2 separate regions of the Homo sapiens genome follow, and region 2 is linked to region 1. The links are chromatin loops, found by intact Hi-C in ENCODE. Cell type or tissue: PC-3. All regions are shown on one strand. Links, peaks and the distances in the headings refer to the core of each region. The heading gives the core; the rest is flanking DNA.

Region 1 (8,346 bases), core at 174-8,173:
GTTACCACCAGTGATAATCTGAGTAATTATGCCACCTCCTGCCATAAACTGCCCATGTCCCATTTTCTTCCGCTGTACACTTTGAATACATGACAAAACTAATTCCGGAATTTCATTTTTGGTTCTGTTGACTAGGAACATTTTTGGTAAAGTGGGAAAGAGTACTAGGCAGGGTGCCAGCATTAAACAGATGGTATAACCAAATTAGAATAATTGAAAAAGGATTGAATAAAAGGACAATTTAATAAAGCTATAGGCAAGGGACAAGGAAAACATAGGCTCTTTAAATGTGGTCTCTGAACCAGCAGCACCAACATCACCTGGGAACCTGTCAGAAATGCAAATTTTGGACCTCACCCGAGACCTATTAAATTAGAAATCCTGGGAGTGAGGCCTAACCATCTGTATTGTAATAAACTCATCCAGGTGATTCTAATGTGCACCAATGTTTGAGAACCACTGACATAAGGTATAATGCAGTAACCAAGTGCTAATAGCTGTGAAGCTGTTACCAATCCTAGGTCCAAAGAGACAAGAGAACAGATCCGTATTTGAAACCAGAGAAAGCCATAGAGACAACCACCTTGAGAGAATCAGTGACCTTTGGTCAAGAGACCCAGGCTACCCTAGGAAACCCAATAACAAGGGGATAATATAATAAATAACAAAGTCTCATTTTCTCCCTTCTTCCAGTTGTCAACCTGGACTCCCAAGTGGCCAAATTCAACCAGAATCTAGAAGGCGAGGGAACCAGATAATTTTGTACATTACAGCCTTCCAGGCTGAAGAAGAAAGATGTATCTGAAGGAACAAATAGAGGAGATCCGGCATGCAGGCCTAATTTGCTTTTGTTAACACACCCAAGTTTTGATAAAACTCCAAAACATGTATTTAAGGAAGCTAGAAATTTAAAATATTTTGCAATTTCCATGGCAAGAATGGTTTCTCAGGAATGGTCATTTACTATTTAAGCTAATAACTAGATTCCAATAAGAAAGTTCTTTTATGGTTAGTGACCAACCCCTTTTCTTGTTCCCTATAATACAGTATATTGTAGATATTAAAGAAATGTCAGGGATTGTTACTATTATTCATTTTATAATCACCTCCTTTCCCCTATTTAGATATTTAAGTCTCTCCTTGTTTCCATGCCGCATCTGCTAAGTGAGGATCTAACCTGTCACTGAATTCTCCTAGGATTTCTGTTCATATCAGAACCCTTCCCTCTTCTGAATGCCATAATCTAAGCTCCATTCACCCACAAGCTACAACCTACTGACTTACTTAATTCCTTTCTCTTTTATAAGCTATATTTCTTTATTTGCATTTAATCCTATGTACCGTTTTGGGCTTACTCTTGCTTTCAGCTAGACAAACTGCTCTAGCCTCCTCCTTGTTCTTAGTTCTATACTACACTTTAACATTCGCATTGCCTTGATGCTTGAGATGTAAACATATATAATGTGGAGTTGGGCAAAATTAAGGGTCTGCATCCCCATTATTGACTTTTAGACAGCACCACTTCACCGTGCCCCTATCTCCATCTATTTCTATTATACAATGCTTGTATCCATCTATTCAGAATTTGTCTGAATGTGAAGTCTCAGCCATCCTTGTCAAACCCATCTCTCCATAGGCACTTCACTATATAGGACAAGTACATACACAAGAATAAGAAGCCTTGTTTATAATTATAGACTGCTTTACCACACACATTCTCATCAATGTTTCATCTTTCACGACACTGATAACTTGAATTAGAAAGGATTCTGGACAGTCAGCAGAAACTTGTTTTAAACTGAGCTTTGTTAGAAAATAAAAGTAAGACTGAAATAAATATTATCTGATTATTATGAATGTGTCCCTCAAATGTGTCCTGCAAATTTACCTCTTGGCTTTCTCTGAAATGAAAGAAATCTATTTACAACTATTTTTGGTTTTTTTTCTACTAAATAAAATAAAAGGTGTATCTTTTGAGGTGTTGGAAGGATCAGCTAACCAATCTCACCCAATCATTACTTGGTATCTGCTACGTGTCTGACGTTATGCTAGTTGCTATTGACTCAAAGGAAAAAGGAAAATTGTCCTCTGCCTTCAAAGGGAAACAAAAAATAAGCAGGTAGTTATAGTTATTAGTATTTCATCAAGGTACAAAGCAGGTTATGTACTCTAGACTCTGTGATCAGAGAAAGGCTTTCTGGAGGAGACATCCCAGAACTATGACCTAAAGAGTATAGTAAGTCAAGCAGAAGGAGTGAGGATAAGGGAAGAGGAGGAGGTACAAAGAAGAAGCTATATATAAAAAGGTATAAAGGCATTAGAAAATGTGAGGTATTAGGCTGGGTGCGGTGGCTCATGCCTGTAATCCCAGCACTTTGGGAGGCCGAGGTGGGCGGATCACGAAGTCAGGAGATCAAGACCATCCTTGCTAACACAGTGAAACCCCGTCTCTACTAAAAATACAAAAAATTAGCAGGGAGTGGTGGGGGGCGCCCGTAGTCCCAGCTACGTGGGAGGCTGAGGCAGGAGAATGGTGTGAACCCGGGAGGTGGAGCTTGCAGTGAGCCGAGATCGCGCCACTGCACTCCAGCCTGGGTGACAGAGCGAGACTCCACGTTAGTGGGTGCAGCGCACCAGCATGGCACATGTATACATATGTAACTAACCTGCGCAATGTGCACATGTACCCTAAAACTTAGAGTATAATAAAAAAAAAAAATTAAAAAAAAAAAAAAGAGAGAGAGACAATGGGAGGTATTAAAGTAAAAAGTGAAAAGTGAAGAGGAAAAGTCTAGATAGGTATGTAGGGGAGAAATAAAGAAGGGTCTTGTACCCTATGCTAACTATGCTAAAATCTATAGAGAATCATGGAAGAATTTTAAATCAGGGAGTTGAAGAGTAATATTTTCCTTTTTAAAAGGTCACAATGTGAATTGTAAAAAAATAAATAAATAAATAAAGCTAGATTGGAGGGGCAAGACTAGAAGTGGGGAGATAAGTTAGGATACCATTACAGTTAAAAAAAGAAAAAAGGATGAACCTGCACTAGAGTGGTAGATGTGAAAGTGGAGGGAAGTAGCTTCATTTGAGAGATTAGGGAAGCAGACTCAATAGGACCTGGTGACTATCTGGTTGAGTAGCTAGAAGAGATATCAGTGGATGCTAATACAGGACTGAGCTCAGAAAGAAAAATAAGCAAAGGTGACCAAAACAGAATGATCAGAAAACACAAGAAAAACTATTATGGCATTTCACACCCAAAACAAGCGTTTGAGGAGATATTGGTCTATGGTATAGGTTGAGTAAATGAGGTCTGAAAAAGAATCAGTGTGCTTGACAAGTAGGAAGTCAGTGAAATTTGCCAGAGGAGTTTCAGAAGTGGGGTGGAACTAGAAGTCAAATAAGCAAAGTGAGGAGAAAATAGGAGGTGAAGAAACAGATAAAGCAGGTGCAAATTTCTCTTTTAAAAAAGCTTAACAGTCAGGGATAGAAAGAACTGATAGCAAAAAAAAAATTATAGAGCCCAGGGAAAGTGGTGGCCTTTTAATTTTTTTAGATGGGAGGAACTGGAACCTTCATCAGAACGAGCTAATAAAAGATAAAGTTTGGGAAAAATAGGATTGTATTCTTCTTATACCAGACATTGGGGTATATTGAGTAAGAGACACTACTGACACAAAATGTCTTTTAAATAATATGTTGGAATAAACTCCCAAAAGCATGAACAATATTCCAATAAAGTTATGCAAGTTGCAAGATAGGTGATTGAAGAAGAGCTCTTTATTAATCAAAGAAAACTCTCAGGTACACACTGCCTGACATCCTTAAATGGTAACATGTAGCTAAAGATGACATCCAGGAACCTTAATTAATAAAACCAGGACCATAAACCTCAGGAACAAGAGTTGGAAAGAAGTTTTACAGAGGAAGTTTCAAAAATGGCAATGAGTGGCCGGAAAAAGAGGAAAAATCAGCATGCGTGTGCTGATGATATTTTACCAGCTAATAGCTCCTCAGAATTTCTTCTCCATCAGTCTCCCACAACCCCAGATCATCACACTGCATTGGACCATTTTCTTGATAGCTTTGGCTCTGAGCCTCTCTAGAGCCCTCTGCTGGTGGATTTTTTTAAAAAAAAATACAAGGATTAAGGATTTTACCTGACTTCTAGATCCCATCCATCCAAGGTAAAACCCTTCACATATCTGGCTTTCCTGGGAAGAGTATTCCAGAGGAAACACTATTTCCACTTTAATGTAAGTGTTCATGGGAAGTGAAAGTAAACATTTTGCACACAGAGAAAACCTATCAAAGACTCAGAGCAGGAGATAAAAAGGAAGGAAGATACAAAAAAATGTAAAAATCAAGAAGGGAAAGTTATGCATTGTGGGTGACTGCAGGTTCTGGAAACAATCTACCTGAATTCAAACTCTGGCATTATGCTTTAACAGACACATGGCTGTTAACAAGTTGCTTAGTATTTTTGGACTTCATTTTCCTCATCAGGAAAGTATGGAAAAAAATATCTTTTATTATGTTGATTAAATAATTAATAAATGCAAAAAAATGCAAATGGATTCTATTGCTACATTTTCGGTTCTCTCTTCAGTGTCTTATAGAAAAGTAAAGGAAATCAACTTGTCAACTAGCAGAAAGCAGTATCTAATAACTGATCAAATTATACGGGCAGTAATGCTAATTGATTAAAAGTCATAGCATATCGTCATATACTGAGTTCCAACAGATGGCATGAAAAGCCTTTGCAGTCCTGAATCTCTGCCTTCTATACAACATGCTACTGATTAATTGTTTGTTTGTTTGTTTGTTTGGTTGGTTGGTTGTTTTTACCTCAGCAACTAAATATCCCATTCATATAAACCACAGCACTAGTATCAGAGACCCATTCAGTGCTTGTCTAGTCTAATTTCATGAAGGAAAACATCATGCTTATTTGAAGACTATCCTTGAAAAGCTACAGTGGTTAATTTCAGTATTCTAGATATGTCAGTATCAGATATTGAGTCCTGCTTTGCCTATCACCTCTTTCTAAGACTGAGTGTACAACCTATACCCCCAAACCTCAGACTGTGCTCCAAGCATCTCAAAGTGGCCATTAGGTGACCAGTACATTAATTCTCGTGTACATTAAATTCTGTACAATGGGTGGAAGTGGTAAGTGGCTAGGTAAATCAGATTTCATCACTCGGGACCTATAAAGGAAAAATATGGATGAAATTAACCAGTGGAATTAGGAATTAACACACAAAAAGAAAGAGTCTTATTAATGGTAGAGTGCTAGAGTCAAGATCCATGAAACTACCACTAAGAGGAATAACATTATCTGGTCCCCATTCTCAGAAGGTCCTGTGGGATTCTGCTACTCTACCCTACATGTGTTCTCATAAAACTCCAATCATTCATGTTCTCCATGACAGGAAATTGCCAAACTAGCACATTATAGCATTTAATTATCATTCCTTCCCCTCTTTTGGCCTACATACTTACTGGATCATCCTTTCAACATTCAAGAGACTAAATTACAGAATTACATTGATATGGCTTAGCTGTGTCCCCACCCAAATCTCGAGTTGTAGCTCCCATAATACCCATGTGTCATCGGAGGGACCCGGGGGGGAAGTAATTGAATCATGGGAGTGAGTTTTTTCCTTGCTGTTCTTGTGATAGTGAATAAGTCTAATGAGATCTGATAGTTTCATAAAGGGCAGTTTCCCTGCACATGCTCTCTTGCCTGCCACCATGTAAGACATGACTTTGCTCCTCCTTCACCTTCTGCCATGATTGTAAGACTTCCCCAGCCATGTGGAACTGTGAGTCCATTAAATCTCTCTTTCTTTATAAATTACCCCATCTTGGGCATTTCTTCATAGCAGTATGAAAATAGACTAATACATACATCTTTGAGACATTTTTTTTCTAGCCTAAATGTTAAGTGGTATATGCATAATGAGTATGGAAAGACTTCATTAATTAAACATTCCATTTAAGAGGACTGAGCATAATATTCAAAGGAAAGAAAGAATTCTAGGATTCAATCAAACTATTTAAGTACTAAAGTTCACTTAGAGACCCAGTTAATCAATCCCTCATTTGAAAGTTAAGGACATTGGGAGCCAGGAAGTAAGTCACTAGGAACTGAGAGACCTGTCAAAAATGACACAGCTATTTAGAGGCAAAGGCAAAACCAGAATCAGAGGTACAAATTCCTACTTCAAAACTTTTTTTTTCCTATTAGTGAATTTTAATTCTCAAAAAGTTTACTTCTACTCTTGGTCTGAAGTGACTTTTTAACCTCTTAACCTTAATTCCAACATCTTTGAAAGGTGCTCATATAATTGTGACTGCTGAGAGGATGTTACTTCATTTTGTGAAAAACTTTGAAGATAAATAGCACCATTACAATTATGACTCATCTCAAAAAGTTTAACATTTCAACCTTTGCTTCTTATTGTCTTTTTATGCAACATGATTAATGCACTCTATTTTTTTGTGGCTGTCACAAGAGCCACAAAATCTCTCACTTCCTTTATTGTGACTCAGTTTGAAAAAAATATGCACAAACTTTTTCTTGAGTGCTTGCTTACATAAATTTACCAAGTAAAAAAATTATACTACTCACTCACCATCATCAAGTGAAATACTATGTCATCTTACAGCAGCATCTCCTGGCTGATGTTTGTGGCAAGTCTAAAGAGCTTCATAAACCTTTCCTACATTTCACTCTGTAGGAAAAGGTATGGGAGGTGGAAGTATGATTGTAAGATAAAAGAGAATTAAGGAGAAAAAATGATGTGGACATGGATGAGAAGCCTGGGAGACAATAGAAGAGGCACAAAGAGAGAAATGAAGGGAGCTAATAAGAATAAGTGTGTGTATACAGGTGTGTGTGTTGATGTGTACATGTGTGTTTGTGTGCAGCTGGTCACAGAAATACAGTCAGAAAGAAGTCGTTATTATGTTGTTTTGACTGATCTGTTGCAGAACAGGAACTGTGATGAAAACAGCAGCAAACAGGGTCAACTTACTATTGATCAATATACCACAATTATAATAAGTAGTTCTAAATTAATCCAAGGCTATTTCAGAAATCCCAAATAGAACAAAAAAATGAAATTCTACCCTTATTAATCATACCATTGCCGGCCAAAAGGAGCAGAATTATACTCCTGAGAGTATTCTGAAAATGTCAGTGCAACATTGTTCTGTACCAAGAACTGTTAGCCTGCAAATGTATCCTTCCTTTAAAAAAAATTGCCACCAAAAGTAGATATTAAAGGAGCAACTAAATAGATGTTTCTATTTACCCAAACAAGCTCCAGAGGAACTTACGTGAAGTGTCTTAGGCAGAATAAAGCTATACGTTACTCAGAATAAATAAATAACCAAGAATGTTATTTCTTGCACAGTTCAGAGTGATAGAAGGGTTAAATAAGTAGGTGGAGATAAGGGAAGGCAAAGCTTAAAGGCTCACACCTTGGAAGATATTTAAGTAGGAAAGCATATTGCAAAGTTCATAAGATTGTTCTCCTAGTCTATTTTACCACTGTAAACCCTCTATTTAAGTATCTAGCTGTATGCATCTTCCGACATCTAAACCCAATTAAATGCCAACTGAAATAGCCTTAAATTACTACCCCTAAGTAATTCCCTCCTACTTCCATAAATAAAACAAGGAAAGTAAACAGCACTAAAACCAGCTGTGATGTCCTTCACACACACACACAAAAAAACTTCTTTTTAAAAGCAAAGTTTTCTGAGATATTAAATTTGTAAGAGGAAAAAATCAACACAGACTCATTCATTCCCCAAATGTGCTCACAATTTTTAAAGTTTTAATATTACCATATTAGTCCGTTCTCATGCTGCTATAAGGACATACCTGAGACTGGGCAATTTATAAAGGAAAGAAATTAAATTGACTCACAGTTTCACATGGCTGGGAAGGCCTCAGGAAACTTACAATCATGGCAGAAGGCAAAGCAAACACATCCTTCTTCACATGGTGACAGGAGAGAGAAGTGAAAGCAAAGCAGGGGAAAAGCCCCTTATAAAACCATCAATCTTGTAAGAAGTCACGGACTGGCACAAGAACAGCATGAGGGTAACTGCCCCCATGATTCAATACCTCCCACCGGGTCCCTCCCACCACACATGGGGATTATGGAAACTATAATTCAAGATGAGACTTGTGTGGGGACACAGGGGACATAGCCAAAACATATCAACCACTTTATTCTTACTCCTAGTTATTATAAATTACTGTATTTTATAATAAAGATAATTTGTGAAAATGAGCTTAACTGTCATCTTTTGTTTTACTTTTCCCCA
Region 2 (8,346 bases), core at 1-8,000, 190 kb after region 1:
AAGAAATGAAGACATTGAAAGGAAATAAATGGCTCTCCAAGAACCAGAAAGACAAGTATGAAATGGGCAAGACTCTATGGGTCAGAGATCCCTTGCATCAGCTGATTTCTTTCTTCTTTTTGAGACGGAGTTTTGCTCTTGTTGCCCAGGCTGGAGTGTAGTGGCGCAATCTTGGCTCACTGCAACCTCGGCCTCCCAGGTTCAAGTGATTTTCCTGCCTCAGCCCCCTGAGTAGCTGGAATTACAGGCACATGCCACCAAGCTCAGCTAATTTTTTGTATTTTTAGTAGAGATGGGGTTTCATCATGTTGGCCAGGCTGTTCTCAAACTCCTGACCTCAGGTAATCCACCCACCTCGGCCTCCCAAAGTGCAGGGATTACAGGTGTGAGCCAAAGTGCCCGGCCTCTTTTTTTTTTTTTTTTGAGACAAAGTCCCTTCTGTCACCTAGGCTGGAGTGCAATGGCACGATCTCAGCTCACTGCAACCTCCGGCTCCCAGGCTCAAGCAATTCTCCTGTCTCAGCCTCCTGAGTAGCTGGGACTACAGGCGCATGCCACCGTGTCCAGCTAATTTTTGTATTTTTAGTAGAGACAGGGTTTTGCCATGTTACCCAGGCTGGTCATCGCATCTGGCTAATTCTTGTATTTTTAGTAGAGATGTGGTTTCGCCATGTTGCCCAGGCTGGTCTCGAACTCCTGAGCTCAGGTGATTCGCCAGCCTCAGCCTCCCAAAGTACTGGGATTATAGGCATGAGCCACCACGCCCAGATGGATCAGCTGATTTTTTTATAGTACTTGATTATTTTTCCCTAACATGTATCAGTACAGCTAGTATCACATAGGTAAAAAACCAAACTAAATTCCTTTTTATAGAACAATTATTTCTATATCCCTGTTAATGTATCTTTTACAGATTTCCCTGGGAGTCTTTTCTTTATGTACCTAAGATTTAAATTTCACTTGCAGTAGTAAATTATTTAAACTCAATTCAAAATGAAATGTGTTTTCATTTAATTATCGGAAATGCATTTCATAATGCCAAGTGCTGGTTAAAAGTAAGTAATTTCCCCCATTCCTCACCCAAGCCACCTCTGCACCACCACCCACAAAAACAAATTAGTCTTTTTGGTTGAGAAAAATGAATCATTACTTCTCAACCTAAGTTGCAACTTGTCATTTTTCATTTGAGCATGTATTCACTAGAAGCAGGTGCTCTTTGCTCTTTTGACAGTAACCAAACATTTAAGCGTGGAAAGAGACCAAGAAAAGCACCTTGGCCCACCTTCTCAGGGGCTTAGATAAGTATCTGGAAAAAAATCAATATCATGGAAATGAAGTGCCAAATTGTTTTAAAACTGCTTAGCTCTCACTATTGCTCCTAGGACTGAATGCAACAAAACCAATTAGCAGGCATTCACTGAGGCAGGAAATAGAGTGGAAAGAAAGGGTAGAAATGGAGAAAATGAGGAAATAAAAATATATTAAATTTATATATACTTAAGTATATTTATAATACATGATTTTATATATATATATATATACACACATTAGGTGTGTGTATATACATATATTCATTCATTCATTTAAATTTTGGACATGTTGAGCTTGAAAAGCCCATTAAGTAACTAGATAAAGTTGCTTTGGGTTCCACATTTAAGTGAGATCATGTAATATTTGTCTTTTTGTATCTAGGTCATTTCATTCCTCTTGAAAAGAAAACTCATCACAGGTATCTTTAACACAAAGCACCAATCTTAATGTAATTTTATTCTCATGTATTTTCCCACTGGTCATAAATTTTGAAGGCCCTAATTTGCTTTCCATTGCCCATGTTCTAATCTGAATTCATCCAAGAGTGAAACTGATGCGAAATCTCATCTTCTATTTCTCTTAATGTTAAGCACTTTGTTTCTTAAATTGATGCTGTAGACAATTTATGTAGCCAAACAGAAATGTCACAACAATTTTGGGAAACATCTCAAGTTATTTGTTTCAAAGAAAGAAAATAAATTATTTTACCAAGAGATAAGTGAAAACATTGTTTTTCAATCCCTTTAAACATTTATGATCGAATTCTGGATAGCCAAGGTGATGGCAGCTGCTTAAGTCTGAATCTCCCAGCACATACTCCAAAAATAAAAATAAAAAATAAATAAAACTACAGAAAACCTATGCTGTCAGCATAACTAGAAAAGAGAGAACAACCTAGATTTCAAATTACACGTGAATAAAAAATTAACACCAACTCTTAGCATGGAATTTCTCACCCTTCTGGTGCAAGCCTACCTGGGGAACAAGGGCAAGATGGGGCCAGAGTGGAGGGATGGTGGGAGATGGGGGAGAACCATACTGAAAACAGAAGAGAGAACCTAGCAATGAAATTTAAAATTGATCTAAAATCACAGCTATAAAGAGAAATTCTACTCTCATTGCAAAAATAATGGAAAAAGAGTCCTGGTAGATCAGAGCCTACTAGAAGGAGGAATGAGTATGTGGGGCTCTAAGAGGTGGTCTTAGAAAGGCCTTGGGAGAGAGAAGGGTAACAAAGGAATGGAGAAGCACTCTGGAAACTACACAGTGAACATAAGAAGAAATAAGAAAGGGAAAATCAGAATCCAGTAAGACAAAAGAATTTTTCTTAATTGAAGAAAGCTACTGAGGAAATAAACTATCTTTTACAACCTTAACAGAAGAGTTCTAACCAGGGATCTTGTAAACCATCCCAAACCATCACAGAATTGCTGAGGCTTAAGCAACCTACAAGTATTCTAAAAAGAAAAAAAAACTAATATGACAGGAAAACAGAAATAAAAATTTTAAAAACTCAGTTGAAAATATCCCCTCAAAAAAACCAATAGTGAATCAAAATAAAATAGTAGCATAATATCCCAAAGTGAATCAAACAGCCTCAAAAGATTATGAAGACTTTCACCAAAATTACAGACAGATATAGATAGAAATAAGAATATAGATATACACAAAACTGTGCAACCATAGTTCATTTGGCAACCATTTATTAAAACATTAAAAATCAACTTTGTCCCTGGCACTGTCCTAGTTGTTGGGGAATAGAGAGGAAACATTCTCTATGACTTCAAGGAGCTTATTACAGTAGAAGGAGAAACACATACAGTATGACAAGTGATGGGATAAAAGTATACAGGAAATCCTTTCGAAACACCATAAAGTAGTATCTACCTCCAAATTAGGAGCCATCACATATGCAACTGAAGTACAAGTAAGAGCCAGATCAGAAAATTCCAGGAGGAAAATAATCATGCAGCTGTAACAGTATATGCAAAGGCATGAAGTCAGAAGAAATGTGATGTATTCAAAGAACGGAAAATACTCTGATATGGCTGAAAACAAAGCTCTGGGAAAATAAAGGGTCACAGTTGCTTTATACAATTTAGATTTCATTCTAAAGGCAACAGAGAACCAGAACCATTGAAGGATTTTTACTTGAGGATATGTTCAGATTTTCATTTTAAAATAATCCTTCCAGTAATAATATTTAGGCTGAATTAGAAAGGGGTGAATTTGAATGCAAGATAACCAGTTAGCAGGCATTCACCAACAAGGAATATAAGTGGAAAAAAAGTATAGGAATGGAGGAAAGAAAAGATAATATATTAAATGTATATAAAAATGTATTTACAATATATGATATATAATACGTTTAAATTTTGGACATCTTGAGCTTGAACACCTCATTAAGTAACTGGATAAAATCTTGAATTGAAGAGAAATATATGGGGTAGAAATAAAGATATGGGAATCATCCAATTGTTAGATTAAAGGCAGTTATTGACTCCGTGGGTGTATATGATTTTACTCTATAGAGTATACAGAGGGTGTAGGGGAAAGAAAGAAAAATGAGAAGGAGAGAAAAGGAAGAGCAAGTTATGTTCTGGGCAATATCAACATTTACTCTGACAGGAACTGGGAAGAGTCCAGACATGTAGGAGAAAAATTGGGAGAAAAAAAAAGAAAATTAAGATTTACAGGAAAAAAGAACAGTTGAAGTTAAAAGGTCTGAAAAATGTCAGTTGGATAAGTGATCATAATAACAGTGTTTGTGCAAGTGAAAGGCAGAAATAGATTACTGAGAAGTGAAAAGTCAAGTTAATAAAAAATAGTATATACAAACCTCTCCTTAGAAATGTTTGACTTCTGACTCACTTGTATACTTAACCTTTCATATCATTCATTTCTCCAACAAGTGTTTATTGAGTGCCACTTAATATCAAGAGAGACAATGTGCTTATGTCCCAATGGAGAAGCCAGGCAATAAACAACTTAAAGATCAAATGTGCAAGATAATTTCCTACAGTGATAACTGCTATGAAGAGGCGAAAGTCTACATTAGATTAATCAGAGAAATCCACTGTAAGGAAGTGATACTTAAGCTGAACCCTGAATGATAAGAAGGAATTGTCCTGTGAGCTCTAGGGGAAAATCATTCCACGAAGAGGGAACAGCAAGTACTAAGGACAGATTAGCAAGCACATAATTAAAACATCCACAGTAATAACTATACTGATACTTACATCCACCCAACAACTGCTAATAAAACCATGCCTTCACTGAGTCTGCTGGCAGGGCTGTTGAGCTGGTCACAAGGAGGCAAATAAGCTGGCTCATATTGAAATAAGAGAGGAAGGAATCATAGAAAAAGAAAAGACCATGGAAACCTCCCCTCCTCTACAATTAACAATTTTAAACTGTTGGGAGTATTTCATGTTCATTGAATGAACAAAAATGTTAATAATAGATTGCCCTAAATCTTGAATTTTAGCTGCATTTTGAAGATCCTTGAAGCAATAAAAATGCCTGTGCTTTTTAAAGGTAGTTTTGTTTTGTTTTTTTAAAAGGCGGGGGTTGCCTTTCAGGCCAGATTTCTTTGATTTCCTGTTTCAGAAGCTTCACCTAGCTCAACGTGGGGGAAAAAAAAAAAAAAGCTCGCAAAAGGAATATTTGTACAGCATAGCTTTTATGTTAAGAGTTTGATTTTAGGCCGGACACGGCGGCTCACCCCTGTAATCCCAGCACTTGGGAGGCCGAGGCGGGTGGATCATGAGGTCAGGGAATCGAGACCATCCTGGCTAACATGGTGAAACCCCGTCTCTACTAAAAAATACAAAAAATTAGCTGGGCGTGGTGGCACGCACCTGTAGTCCCAGCTACTCGGGAGGCTGAGGCAGGGGAATGGCGTGAACCCGGGAGGCGGAGCTTGCAGTGAGCAGAGATCGCACCACTGCACTCCAGGCTGGGTGACAGAGCGAGACTCTGTCTCAAAAAAAAAAAAAAAAGTTTGATTTTATATGCTTAACATGTATTTTTTAAGGTATATATTAACATTTCTTTTTAATTATTTTCATGATTAACTGGAATTTTTGTGGCATCTGATACTTAATGGAAATAGAACACCAGTTAACAAAACTAGCTCCAGGAAACATTCGACTCCCTCGCTTCTGTCCAAAAATGGATGTAGTTAGTAAGCAGGTCAGCGCACCTAAAATCTTTCAGAAACTTAGCATGAGGAAAAGAAGAAAGACAGGACTGTCGCTGGATGGGGTATTGCTTTGAAAGAAGGTTACCATTGCTGCTGCTGTTGTTGCCAGCATCGTCATGTCGTTTGGATCAAACTTTAACAGGTTAATATGCTGAAAAGGAAAAATGAGTAGAAAAAAATGAAAAGTTGACAGTAAAGGCAAAATACAACTTCCTATAAAGGAAGGTCCTCAGGGGACAGAAGAAAATGGGATTCAGAATACAGGATTATTCTGGGCACAAGAGAAAACTAAGTTTAAGGATAGCATACTTTTTGTGACTCTGGGATCTCAAAATAGATGCTGAAACCCAGCTATCCAAACCAGATGAAATGCTTCATACAATCACTATGGATTCCACTGAAGAAGAAAACTGAGGGTTTTTTTAATTGCTTTATAATTTGAAAGTTGCTGATAATTAGAGCTATTTAACTCAGCACAACATTCTTCTAAATGGCATCATTGTGTCACTGTACTATTTTGGTTAAACTCCCACTGGTTTAATTTCAGAAACATCCTTTGAATAAAATGCCAAGTTAAAAAGAAGTAATATCTCATTATTTCTTTAAAATAATTCAATTAATTTCAAAAGGATGTTTCCTGGGAAAGACTTGTAAGGTTTCTTTTGTAGGCCTGACCATAACACAAGAGTACATTATAGAAAATAGCAGCAGCTACCTACCAGTCAGTTTTTAAGAGCACCTTTCTTTACACAATAAATATGTTCCTGAGGAGCTTTTTAAATTTTGAATGTGTATTGTGGAGGCTATTTGGACCTGCAAAAACCTGATGCTGCCATTTACTATTTGTGTGTTCTAGAACAAGCTACTAAATAGGTTACCCTCTCGAAATTTTCTAGGGATTAAATATTTTCCATTCTATTTGGCCTAATTGGGCTGCCTCAGAAAGACAGACTAACCCATCAAGAATTAAGAATTACTTCTTGAACTGAGAATTACTTCTTCTATGAAATGTAATATTAACACCTGTTGTGGGGCACCCACCTGTTGTCAAACTTCAAAGATGGATAAAGCACAGGATAGTTTGATTCCTTCACTGGCTCAGGGCACCAAAGAGTTGTGTTGCCAGATTTAGCAAATAAAACATTCCCAGTTAAATTTCACTTTCAAAAAGAATAAATATTTTTATTAGCATAAGTGTGCCCCATGCAATATTTGAGACATAATTCTACTAGAAAATTATTCATCATTGATATGAAATTCAAATTTAACTGGGCATTCTGTATTATTTTATCTGGCAACCCTAACCAAAGCAACAGCTTGTCTCCCACCTGGCTATGGCAGAAGTGGAATACAAAAGTCAAAGTACATGATAAAGTGCTGTACCCACACACACCGCCATCTAAACCTCTGTATACTTCCAAAATTACAATGTTTCCTGACTGAGGCCTGCTTCCCCTGCTCTCCTCCATGTGATCAAGCTCCCTGACACCCTCTCTCCACTGACTTCTACCCACACTCTGGACCTAAGACAAAATTTCTGATGCCCCTACACACTATCCCAGAACTAAAAAGACTCCAAGGTTACAACATGGCAGAAACATTCTCTCCGTTTCCCTAAGACTCCTAGAAGCATTTTTTAGAGTCATAGGTCCATACAGGGCCTGAGATTCACTGGCCATCTCAGATCTCCCAAATTTCATTGCAGTAAATTCTATCATGTCTCCTACCCTGGAGGAATGGGCGGGTAGTGGCAGACAGTAGTGGTAGACCAGCACAAAAACAAACCATGTCTAAGTTTATTCTATTCCTATCCAACTCTCCTCTTCTCCCCAAGTTGGAGGGTATTTGCTCAGGAGGCACAGAAGAGGTGACATGGAAGAGGCAGTATAACAACTTGGTTATGCCTATTGTCTCTCATTCCAAAATATCAAGAATTTGCCATTTTTTATTACTTAGGCCTGATTTGAAACTTACATCCTGTGTGAGTGGCCCAATAGGGGAGAAAATTGATATTCCCATTATATGGGAATTATAAGGGGAAAATAATATTCCCATTATATGATTATTGTAAGAATTAAGTAAATCAAAGACCTAACCTGTATAGTAGGCACTTCCACAGCTTCAGAGATGGAAAATCTGTATTACTAAATAATGTCCAGTAGGCACTATCTCCTAACATTCCAACCTCTCTGTCAATAATTCATAAATGAATATTCACATGCTCTAAAAGTTCCTGTTATTATGTGAATAATCATCACATATTTTCTGTGAAAGTGAAATGCTGTGTAGTATATTTCTTATATCGAGCACCCTAGTAGAAAGTATTTACATAATGCGGGAAGAGTCTACCTTCTTTCCATAAATTGACTTTCTTTATAATTGTATTATTTTTTACAACCCTTCTAAAACAAAATGATATCCATGCATAAAGAACACAGCTTTCATCTTGCGGTGTGACAGACTCCTATGTGCCTTTTTATTTTTAATAGACTGGCCTCACACACTGGTGGGGGTTGTATTCATGAATATATGGCTTATGTTTACGGTTAGGAGAAAGATAGGTTTAAAAATAATAATAAAGGACTTTCTGCCTTTACTGAAGCCACGTTCCCAGCCTTTCATAATTTACTACACTATCTCATTATTTTTTAATGCACTTGCCTTTTTAAAAAAAATCCAAACCTTCCAAATTGTTGCATGATAATTTTTCTTCCTTTTCAACAGGAGGTTCTCACCCCTCTGTTGTCTACTCCAGCACTGGCCCAAGAGAACCTCTTGTACAACCCAGTTTTAAAGAATGATTAAGAAGGATTTCATATAGGTAACTGAAT

The links. Peaks named below come from ENCODE experiments on the same cell type or tissue, not always from the same donor. Only the 100,000 strongest peaks of a DNase experiment are listed, where the experiment ranks them.
Region 2: a loop joins it to region 1, with 5 times the contacts of the local background. A loop is called at or near these places in 2 of 110 quality-filtered maps.

What each region holds. Positions count from the first base shown.
Region 1 is chr10:67,302,658-67,311,003 of GRCh38, forward strand. The region is part of intron 5 of CTNNA3 (catenin alpha 3); the gene reads right to left. Among named protein-coding and RNA genes, the nearest start is that of MIR7151, 97 kb to the right of the region's middle. In PC-3, for the core only: CTCF peaks have their summits at 4,097 (motif pointing left) and 4,300; a DNase peak (open chromatin) is centred at 4,114; H3K27me3 peaks cover 2,638 bases.
Region 2 is chr10:67,488,266-67,496,611 of GRCh38, forward strand. All of the region lies in intron 5 of CTNNA3 (catenin alpha 3), which reads right to left. Among named protein-coding and RNA genes, the nearest start is that of MIR7151, 89 kb to the left of the region's middle. RefSeq lists an enhancer at 1,262-1,431. In PC-3, for the core only: no CTCF peak of the experiment used is centred there; a DNase peak (open chromatin) is centred at 4,196; H3K4me3 peaks cover 985 bases; H3K27ac peaks cover 1,144 bases.